2 separate regions of the Homo sapiens genome follow, and region 1 is linked to region 2. Evidence: read pairs that join two places in POLR2A ChIA-PET (ENCODE). Cell type or tissue: GM12878. All regions are shown on one strand. Region 1 overlaps TESK2 (testis associated actin remodelling kinase 2). Region 2 overlaps TESK2 (testis associated actin remodelling kinase 2).

Region 1 (5,000 bases), 77 kb after region 2:
GCAACAGAGCAACGAAGTGAGACTCCATCTCAAAAAAAAAAAAAAAAAAAAAAACAACTTAGCTGATACCAGGCCGGGCGTGGTGGCTCATGCCTGTAATCCCAGCACTTTGGGAGGCCGAGGCAGGTGGATCACCTGAGGTCAGGAGTTCGAGACCAGCCTGGCCAACGTGGCAAAACCCTGTCTCTACTAAAAATATAAAAATTAGCCAGGCATGGTGGCAGGCGCCTGTAATCCCAGCTACTCGGGAGGCTGAGGCAGGAGAATTGCTTGAACCTGGGAGGCAGAGGTTGCAGTAAGCTGAGATTGCACTACTGCACTCCAGCGTGGGCAACAGAGTGAGACTCTGTTTCAAAAAAAAAAAAGAGTTATCTCATACCATCATCATTATCATCGTTGCCAGTGCCTGGCACATAATAGGTACTCAAAAAATTTTGAGTTGTGTTTTAAATTTACCCAGTGAAGGCTGGGCGCAGTAGCTCACACCTGTAATCCCAGTACTTTGGGAGGCTGAGGCGGGTGGATCACTTGAGGTCAGGAGTTCAAGACCAGCCTGGCCAACATGGTGAAACCCTGTCTCTACTAAAAATACAAAAAAATTAGCCAGGTATGGGGGCACATGCCTGTAATCTTAGCTACTTGGGAGGCTGAGGTGGGAGAATCACTTGAACATGGAGGCCAGATAGCGCTGCTGCATTCTAGCCTGGGTGACAGAGCAAGACCCAGTCTCAAAATAAAAATAAATAAAAATAAATAAAAATAAATTTACCCAGTGAAGAATCACTTGAGCCCAGGAGTTTGAGGCTGCAGTGAGCTATGATGGTGCCACTGCTCTCCAGCGTAGTTGACAGAGCTAGATCTTGCCTCAAAAACAAAACAAAACAAAACAAACCATAATTTACCCAGCAAGTGTTTTTTATTTTTAACCTCCTTCAGAGAAAGACTAACAAGCGTTTATATATTGTCATATGCCAGGCAAGAGAATGGTATCTTGCTGTTAAGAAGCTTGTGGTCTAGTAAAAAAGTTATAAGGCATGTGATAAAACATAGTTAAAGCTTGGAAATGATGCTATAGGAAGGTGATATAGGCTGGGCATGGTGGCTCACACCTGTAATCCTAGCATATTTGGGAGGGTGAGGCAGAAAGATTGTTTGAGCCCAGGAGTTCAAGGTTGCAGTGAGCTGTAATTGCAACACTGCACTCCAGCCTGGGTGACAGAGTGGGACCTTGTCTCAAAAAAAAAAAAAAAGAAAAGAAAAGAAAAGAAAGGAGTGTAAATGGCTGCCTTGGTAGTTGAAGAACATGAGAAGGAAGTATTTGAACTGGTATTTGAGGATGAGTAGAATCTAACTACAGTAATGCAGTGCATAAGATGTTTTGGTCAACAACAGACCGCATACATGATGGTGGTTCCATGAGATTATAATACCATATTTTTACTGTACCTTTTCTATGTTTAGATATGTTAAGATACACAAAACTTACCATTTTGTTGCAGTTGTCTACAGTATTCAGTACAGTAATATGCTGTACAGGCTTGTAGCCTAGGATCAATAGACTCTACCGTATAGCCTGAGGGTATTGTAGGCTATACCATCCAGGTTTATGTAAGTACACTCTATGATTATGCAACCACAAAATCACCTAAGAATGCATTTCTCAGAATGTATCCCCATCGTTAAGTAAGGTATGTGGAAATGAAGAGAGGGGCATTTTAGGTAGTGGGAACAGTCTGAGAAAAGGCAAAGATGTGGAAAAGCTTAATAATGACACTTTATGGGGAATGGTAAATCATGCTATAGAAAAGACTCTAGTCTCTAGACAAAGTCTAGTTTACCAGTAGTATCAGAGTTAAGAGTTTCCTGTTGGGGCCGGGTGCAGTGGCTAATGCCTGTAATCCCAGCCTTTTGGGAGGCTGAGACGGGCGGATCACTTGAGGTCAGGAGTTCGAGACCAGCCTAGCCAACATGGTGAAACACCCCGTCTCTACTAAAAATACAAAAATTAGCCAGGTGTGGTGGCCGCCTCTAATCCCAGCTACTCGGGAGGCTGAGGCAGGAGAATCGCTTGAACTCAGGAGGCAGAGGTGCAGTGAACCAAGACTGAGCCATTGTACTGCAGCCTGGGCAACAGAGTGCGGCTCTGTCTTTAAAAAAAAAAAAAAAAAAAAAAAAAAAAAGAGTTTCCTGTTGGTCTTACTATCTTTAGAGCAGTGATAAACAGTCATTTGTTTAAAGGCTTTGCTACTCACTGCATGTAGTCTGTAGACCAAGCGACATCAGCATCACCTGGGAGTTTAGAAATTCAGATTCTTAGGCCCCATCCCTGACCTACAGAGTGCGAGTCTGCATTTTGACAAGATCCTTCATGGGTTTGTTTCCACAGTGGTCTAAAGTACAAAAGCAATCCTTGGCCTAGTGTGGTGGCTTACTTTGGGAAGCCAAGGCAGGAAGATCACTTGAGGCCAGGAACTTGAGACCAGCCTAGGCAACACAGTGAGACCCTGTCTCTACCAAAAAAAAAAAAAAAAAAAAAGCCAGCTGTGGTGTGTGCCTGTAGTCCCAGCTGCTCAGGAGGCTGAGACAGTGAGACAGGAGAGTCACTTGAGACTGGGAGGTTGAGGCTGCAGCGAGCTTATGATCACACTATTGCACTGTGCCACCGCACTCCAGACTGGGCGACAGAGCAAGACCTTGTCTCAAAAAAAAAAGCAACCCTCCTTCTCAACATGAATCTGTATGTCATATGAAACTAAAAATAACAAAGTTGAGTAATCACTTACTCTCAAAGCACATGCATTAAGAAAGCACCCCCTTCCTGAGTTAAGTAATTCTAGCTGGTATGATTTGGGGTGGGGTATGGGGATAGGGGAATAAAAATCATTCAGAATATAAATTTTTAAGGTCTTGTGACATGACAATGATTTGAGGCTTCATTTCGATTTTTGATATAGTTAGCAATAAAAACTTTAGTGAAAACTTATTGTTGATGTTACGTGCTTTTCTAGGCACATGTCACTTCCCTGTCAAGGATGAGTAATATTTCCTCTTTATAGTATATTGTTTTTTTACAACATTTAGAGTGATTAACTCTGTTCAAGCTCTTTTTTTTTTTTTTTTTGAGACGGAGTCTCACTGTCACCCAGGCTGAAGTGCAGTGGCACAATCTTAGCTCACTGCAACCTCCATCTCCCAGGTTCAAGCTATTCTCCTGCCTCAGCCTCCCGAGTAGCTGGGACTACAGACGCCCACCACCACGCCTGGCTAATTTTTGTATTTTTAGTAGAGATGGGGTTTCACCATGTTGGCCAGGATGGTCTTGATCTCTTGACCTCGTGATCCTCCCACCTTGGCCTCCCAAAGTGCTGGGATTACAGACATGAGCCACTATGCCCGGCCGCTCTTTTTCCAATATAAAGCTAATGCATGTCTCAGCTTGCCAGCTCTGTGACACCACTTTGGATGTGGTGGTGGTTTTCCATTAGGAATGATTTGGGAGAGGTTAGGCAGTAAAGTTGCACGTAGAAGTAGAGTTGTGTGACACGATTGTGATATGGTTATTTGAGTAGAGGGTGGGAAGAAAGCAGACAGAAAACTCTCCTATGAAGCCAGTGCCTGCCTGGATGTGCTATGACATCTCTGTAGATGGTGTGGTCAAAATAATAGTGGGCCTGGGAGGAAGAAAAGCAAGGGTGTGTCACATCCAAACCAGGTCTTTTCAGCTTCTAGAAAAACCCATGATTTTAAAATGTAGCCATTGTTTTTCTAGTAGAATCCTATTGCCTGACTTCTTTATAAATATTTGATTAAAGAAAATCAAATACCTCTTGGCTTTACTGCCTTGTACTTGCCTCTAATGTTCTTTAATGTAACACGAGTTTACATTGTGAAGTTAATTTGGTAATTATTGCTTCTTCATTCAATAAATGTGTGTTTAGCAACTTGTGTACGAAACATTTTGTGTGAGACATTGTATATAGAAACAAATGAGACAAGATCTGTACTCTTAAAAGCCTTGGCCCGGCATAGTGGCTCATGCCTGTAATCCTAGCACTTTGGGAGGCCGAGGTGGGAGGATCACTTGAGCCCAGGAATTTGAGACCAGCCTGGGCAACAAAGCAATACTATCTCTAAAAAATAAATTTTTTTTTTTTTTTTGAGACAGAGTTTCACTCTTGTTGCCCAGGCCGGAGTGCAATGGTGCGCTCTCGGCTCACCACAACCTCCACCTCCTGGGTTCAAGCAATTCTCCTGCCTCAGCCTCCCGAGTATCTGGGATTACAGGCATGTGCCACCACACCTGGCTAATTTTGTATTTTTAGTAGAGACAGGGTTTTCCATGTTGGTCAGGCTGGTCTCAAACTCCCGACCTGAGGTGATCCGCCAGCTTCTGCCTCGCAAAGTGCTGGGATTACAGGCGTGAGCCACCGCGCCGGGCTAAAAAATATTCAAATAGGCCAAGCACGGTGGCTTATGCCTGTAATCCCAGCACTTTGGGAGGCTAAGGCAGGCAGATCACCTGAGGTGGGTGGATCACCTAAGGTGAGGAAGTTTAAGACCAGCCTGGCCAACATGGTGAAGCCCTGTCTGTACTAAAAATACAAAAATTACCTGGGCATGGTGGCAGGTGCCTGTAATCTCAGCTACTCAGGAGGCTGAGGCAGGAGAATTGCTTGAACCCGGGAGGCGGAGGTTGCAGTGAGGCAAGATTGCACCACTGCACTTCAGCCTGGGTGACAGAGCGAGACAGTCTCAATCAGTCAATCAATCAATCAATCAATACCTTATATTCCAGTCTGGGGAAGGAGTCAGAAATGTTAGATTAGCAAGAATAGCTAACATTTTCTAGTGTTTATTATGTTCCAGAAGCCCAAGTTATCTTATTTCATCTTCACAATAACCATATGGGTTAGGTAATATTAATATTTACATTTTGCATGTGAAGAAACTGAATTGCAGAGAGGTCATCAGTAAATGGTAGAGCCAGGATTCAAATCAAA
Region 2 (5,000 bases):
AATGGCAATATACTTTCTTCTGGTTTTATTCTTGCGTTTTTCCTTTTTAGTCTCATTTGTATACTCTTCCTTTTTTTGTCCTGTATATATTGATGTTCCCTTGACCACTTACCTGCTTTCACCTAAGCACAAAAAGAAGGTGCCTGGGCTTTGGTGCATGGTAGGAACTCGGTATTACCTAGAGTCATATTCTGTACTTTGGGAAATTTTTTAGTAAGTGCTAGTGACTTTTTTTTTTTTTTTTTGAGACGGAGTCTTACTGTCTTGCCAGGGAGTGCAGTGGCACGATCTCGGCTCACTGCAAGCTCTGCCTCCCGGGTTCACACCATTCTCCTGCCTCAGTCTCCCGATTAGCTGGGACTACAGGCACCCGCCACCACACCTGGCTAATTTTTTTGTATTTTTTTTTTTTTTTTTTTTTAGTAGAGACAGGGTTTCACCGTATTACCCAGGATGATCTCAATCTCCTGACCTTGTGATCCGCCTGCCTTGGCTTCCCAAAGTGCTGGGATTACAGGCGTAAGCCACCGCGCCCGGCATGCTAGTAACTTTTAAGTGTACATCTTCAGTCTAGTCCTCTCTCCTAAGCTCCAGTATGGTGTCTCCAACAGCCTCCTGGACATTGTTAACTGGTGTTCCTTCAGGCAACTTAAACTCAGTAAGATCTGAGAAGAATTTGCGTCTCCTTACACATCATATCCTTTAGGTGAATGGCTAGCCATTCTCCCAGTTACCCAAACCAGAAACATGGGAGGGATTCTAGTTAAACTTGGAGTCATCTGGGTACCTCTTGTACCTCATATGTCTACTTGATCACCTTTTTTTTTTTTTTTTTTGAGATGGAGTTTTGCTCTTGTCCCCCAGGCTGGAGTGCAATGGCGCAATCTTGGTTCACTGCAATTTCTGCCTCCTGGGTTCAAGCGATTCTTCTGCCTTAGCCTCCCAAGTAGCTGGGATCACAGGTGCCTGCCACCATGCCTGGCTAATTTTTGTATTTTTAGTAGAGGTGGGGTTTCCCCATGTTGGCCAGGCTGGTCTCGAACTCTTGACCTCAGGTGATCTGCCCGCCTTGGCCTCCCAAAGTGCTGGGATTACAGGTGTGAGCCACGGTGCCCGGACTTGAACACCTTTTTTTTTTTTTTTGAGATGGAGTCTTGCTCTGTCGCCCAGGCTGGAGTACAGTGGCACTATCTCGGCTCACTGCAAGCTCCGCCTCCCAGGTTCATGCCATTCTCCTGCCTCAGCCTCCCGAGTAGCTGGGACTACAGGTGCCGGCCACCATACCCGGCTAATTTTTTTGTATTTTTAGTAGAGACGGGGTTTCACCGTGTTAGCCAGGATGGTCTCGATCTCCTGACCTCATGATCCACCCGCCTCGGCCTCCCAAAGTGCTGGGATTACAGGCGTGAGCCACTGCGCCTGGCCAGAACACCTTTTTAAAAATGTCACTTATCTCTGCTCAGCATGGTAGTGCTGAGGCGGCTGAGGTGGCTGAGGCAAAGGGGATCCCTTGAGCTTAGGAGTTCGAGGCTGTAGTGTGCAGTGATCATGCCTGTAAAGTCCAGCCTGGGCAACATAGTGAGACCCCCATCTCTAAAAAAATGGTCACTTATCTTCTCTCACTTCTTTTTCCTCACTGCCAGTACCTTAATTAAGCCTTCCCTCTTATCTGTCATTAACAATTATCTTGTTTGGGTGCAGTGGCTCATGCCTGTAATCTCAGCACTTTGGGAGGCTGAGTTGGGCAGATCACCAGGTCAAGAGATTGAGACCATCCTGGCCAACATAGTGAAACCCCATCTCCACTAAAAATACAAAAAAATTATCTGGGCATAGTGGTGCGTGCCTGTAGTCCCAGCCACTCGGGAGGTGGAGGCAGGAGAATCGCTTGAACCCGGGAGGCAGAGGTTGCAGTGAGCCGAGATCGCACCACTGTTCTCCAGCCTGGGCAACAGAGCAAGACTGTCTCAAAAAAAAAATTATCTTATTGTACTCTATTATATTCATTGATTTACATGTATCTTTCAGGAGACTGAGTTCTTGGAAAGGTGGAGTCATGTTTTATTCCATTTTGTACATCCTCCTACCAGAGAGGCAATATTAACATAGCGATTAAGAGTACAGCCTCTGGGTTTGAATTCTGGCTCCTCCGCTTCTTTTTTTTGAGACGGAGTCTTGCTCTGTCGACCAGGCTGGAGTGCAGTGGTGTGATCATAGCTCACTGCAACCTCTGCCTCCTGGGTTCAAGTGATTCTTCTGCCTCAGCCTCCTGAGTAGCTGGGACTATAGGTGCACGTCACCATGCCTGACTAATTTTTGTATTTTTAGTAGAGATGGGATTTCACCATGTTGGCCAGGATGGTCTCGACCTCCTGACCTCGTGATCCACCTGCCTCAGCTTCCCAAAGTGCTAGGATTACAGGTGTGAGCCTCTGTGCTCAGCCTTCTACCACTTCTTGGTTGTGAGATTGGGCAAGTTAATTCCTTAATGCCTTCGTTTACACATTTGTAAATTGGGGGTAATAATGGCATCTATTTTATAGGACTGTTATGGATATTAAATGTAAAGCACTTGGAAAAGCATCTGGATTATAGTAAATGCTCAGTAAATACTATAGCACCTGTCCTAAAGCCTTGCACCTAGTGGCTACCCAATTAACATTTGAGTCAGCTAATAGAGGGGATTCCTGAATTGGTCTAAAGATTAAACTAGTTCATCTCTAACTGCCTTTATAACTTTCACCCTAAGTTTCTGTTTTATGTCATGGCTTAGGGCCTGGTGGATTGAAGTTACACAGCAAATATGATGCTTATTTAGAAGAGCTAATACACTTTTAAGAACTGGCTTTTGATCTGTCTGGTACTAATATATGCCATTGTGTATATTCGTGGTTAATTAGATAAGGGATGCCAGTTTTTATGCTAGATTGCCTTTGGTTTGAATGGAAACTGCAACTCATTATTTCACAGCAGGAAGGTAAGCTCAGCAGTATTGCTTTTATTTTTAATTAGATAGTCATCCTGAAACGTGTCTGTATTAGCTGTGTTGGTCCATAGAAAGAATAACAGCTGAGCAGACTTGTCATGTAGATTTGCCATGTGTTTGGTATTGATACACAGCTAATGTACTTGTCAGTATTCCCATTCTAGAAAATAAGTGGCCAGTTTTCGGGGCTACATATTACTCATAATGAATCCTTAATTTATTCTGGATTAGGTGGGGACTTTTTATGATTATAGAAAGAAAACAATGTGATGAGGATATTGGTATATTATGTTTGCAGTCTTTTTCTACTCTTTATATCTAGGGTGTGAAAGTCCACTGAATTCTCAGAAATCTTTTTTGATGACTTTGTGGGATAATATTACCAACTTTGTGCACATATGATTCCATATTTGGATGGACATTGACAATTTTTGATTGCTGGCTGACACTGCCAAATCCAGCTACCTGTTGGTAGATAGCTTTCTAGTGCATTGCAGGATTAAATTTGTGTCTGGACTATTGTGAAGTTGTATCTACTTTGTTTTGCTGAAATGAAGGGGTGAGAAACAGCAGATACTGTGCATTAGAATGGAAAATAGAGAATGATTGGGATTTGGCATATTTTCCCTGTCAGCATGGCATCCATTCTTTAGAAAGCCTGTTTAAATCAATACTGATTTTTCTGTCTGTAGAATGTGATTGAATGACTGAAGGAAGGCTTTTGCCTCAGAGACTGGTAGAGCCATCATTTGTACACTTTTTACTCACCCTGTTGAGGGAAGTTGGGGAATAGTAGTAGCTTTCTACGTAGCTAACCCACAAATCATTTTTCACAGAAATTTGATGTATTTCTGAAGGAGACATGTTATAATGGGAAGTGCTTAGGTTTGAAACTACTAGATTTGAATCCTGAGTCTCACTAGTTGTTTATATTTGGAGAAGTCATAATCTCTCAGGATTTTGATTTCTTTTTCTTTAAATTAGAGATGATAATACATGCTTTGCAGAGTTGTCACAAAGATTACAGATAACATACAAAACCCTTGGTAGAATGCGTGGTCTGTAGTAAATAGTGGCTGCAGTTATTATTTCCAGAAGCATATTTCAGACAGGAGTGTGGTCTGAGAGTCCTAAAAATTTCCTTGATATTTCTGAAAAATGATTTTTGGAATTCTTACTTTGGAAAGATTAAAAAATATAATATTGAAGATAGGCTATTTAGTTCACTAACTTTTTTTTAATTGGTAGCTTTTCAAATTACTTTCCCCAATCAAAGCTTTTAGTTGTATTTTCTTTGTGAAAAACAAATCAACTCCTATATAAATGAAATTAATATTTGAAAAAACAAACCTACCTATGTAGAAAAGAAAAAGTTTTGAACTTCCAAGTTTATAATATTTAAGTTGAGAACATAGTTACTAAAAAATTACTTGTGTCCTTATAAGCCACATAATTTGGGCATTTTTGAAAGACTGCTAAATGCTATTTCCTAGTCTAAGAACAAAAATGATTAAGCTTCTCTAACACAGTGTTTCTCAACCAGGGCATTATTGGCATTTAGGGCAGGACAATTCTTTGTTTTGTGCATTGTAGGACATTTAGCTTCCCTAGCACCTGCCCACTAAAATACCAGTAGTGCTCATCCCACACCCCCATCATTGTGACAATAACGCCTTATGTTTTTCTGGTAATGTGATGGTAACTGTAGTTATCTCTGTTCCAAAAAAAGTATATTAATACTTTGAGGGACACTATTAGTATCAATAGATAATACTCAATATATAAGACCAAGAGAGGTAATCCAGAGGCAGAAACCATCATAAAATGTCATATATTTGAAATAATGTATTTTCTTATTTTAAAAGTAATCATTCCCACATTTTATAAAATTGGGCTTGGTTTTAGGGTTTGTACGTGTATATCTTTGCTGCCTTTTATTAGTTATTAAAATTTGTCAGAATAAATTGACAGCCATTTATAGCTTGGTTGATTTCATTTAAAATATAGTCATTTA

What was found. Peaks named below come from ENCODE experiments on the same cell type or tissue, not always from the same donor. Only the 100,000 strongest peaks of a DNase experiment are listed, where the experiment ranks them.
Region 1: POLR2A ChIA-PET joins it to region 2 with 12 read pairs; 12 of 35 experiments call an interaction of 5 or more read pairs at or near these places.

Annotation. Positions count from the first base shown.
Region 1 is chr1:45,391,860-45,396,859 of GRCh38, reverse strand. All of the region lies in intron 3 of TESK2 (testis associated actin remodelling kinase 2), which reads left to right. Among named protein-coding and RNA genes, the nearest start is that of TOE1, 54 kb to the right of the region's middle. RefSeq lists an enhancer at 2,799-2,868. In GM12878, no CTCF peak of the experiment used is centred here; DNase peaks (open chromatin) are centred at 2,319 and 2,749; H3K27ac peaks cover 2,092 bases.
Region 2 is chr1:45,468,395-45,473,394 of GRCh38, reverse strand. All of the region lies in intron 1 of TESK2 (testis associated actin remodelling kinase 2), which reads left to right. Among named protein-coding and RNA genes, the nearest start is that of TESK2, 20 kb to the left of the region's middle. In GM12878, no CTCF peak of the experiment used is centred here; a DNase peak (open chromatin) is centred at 2,924.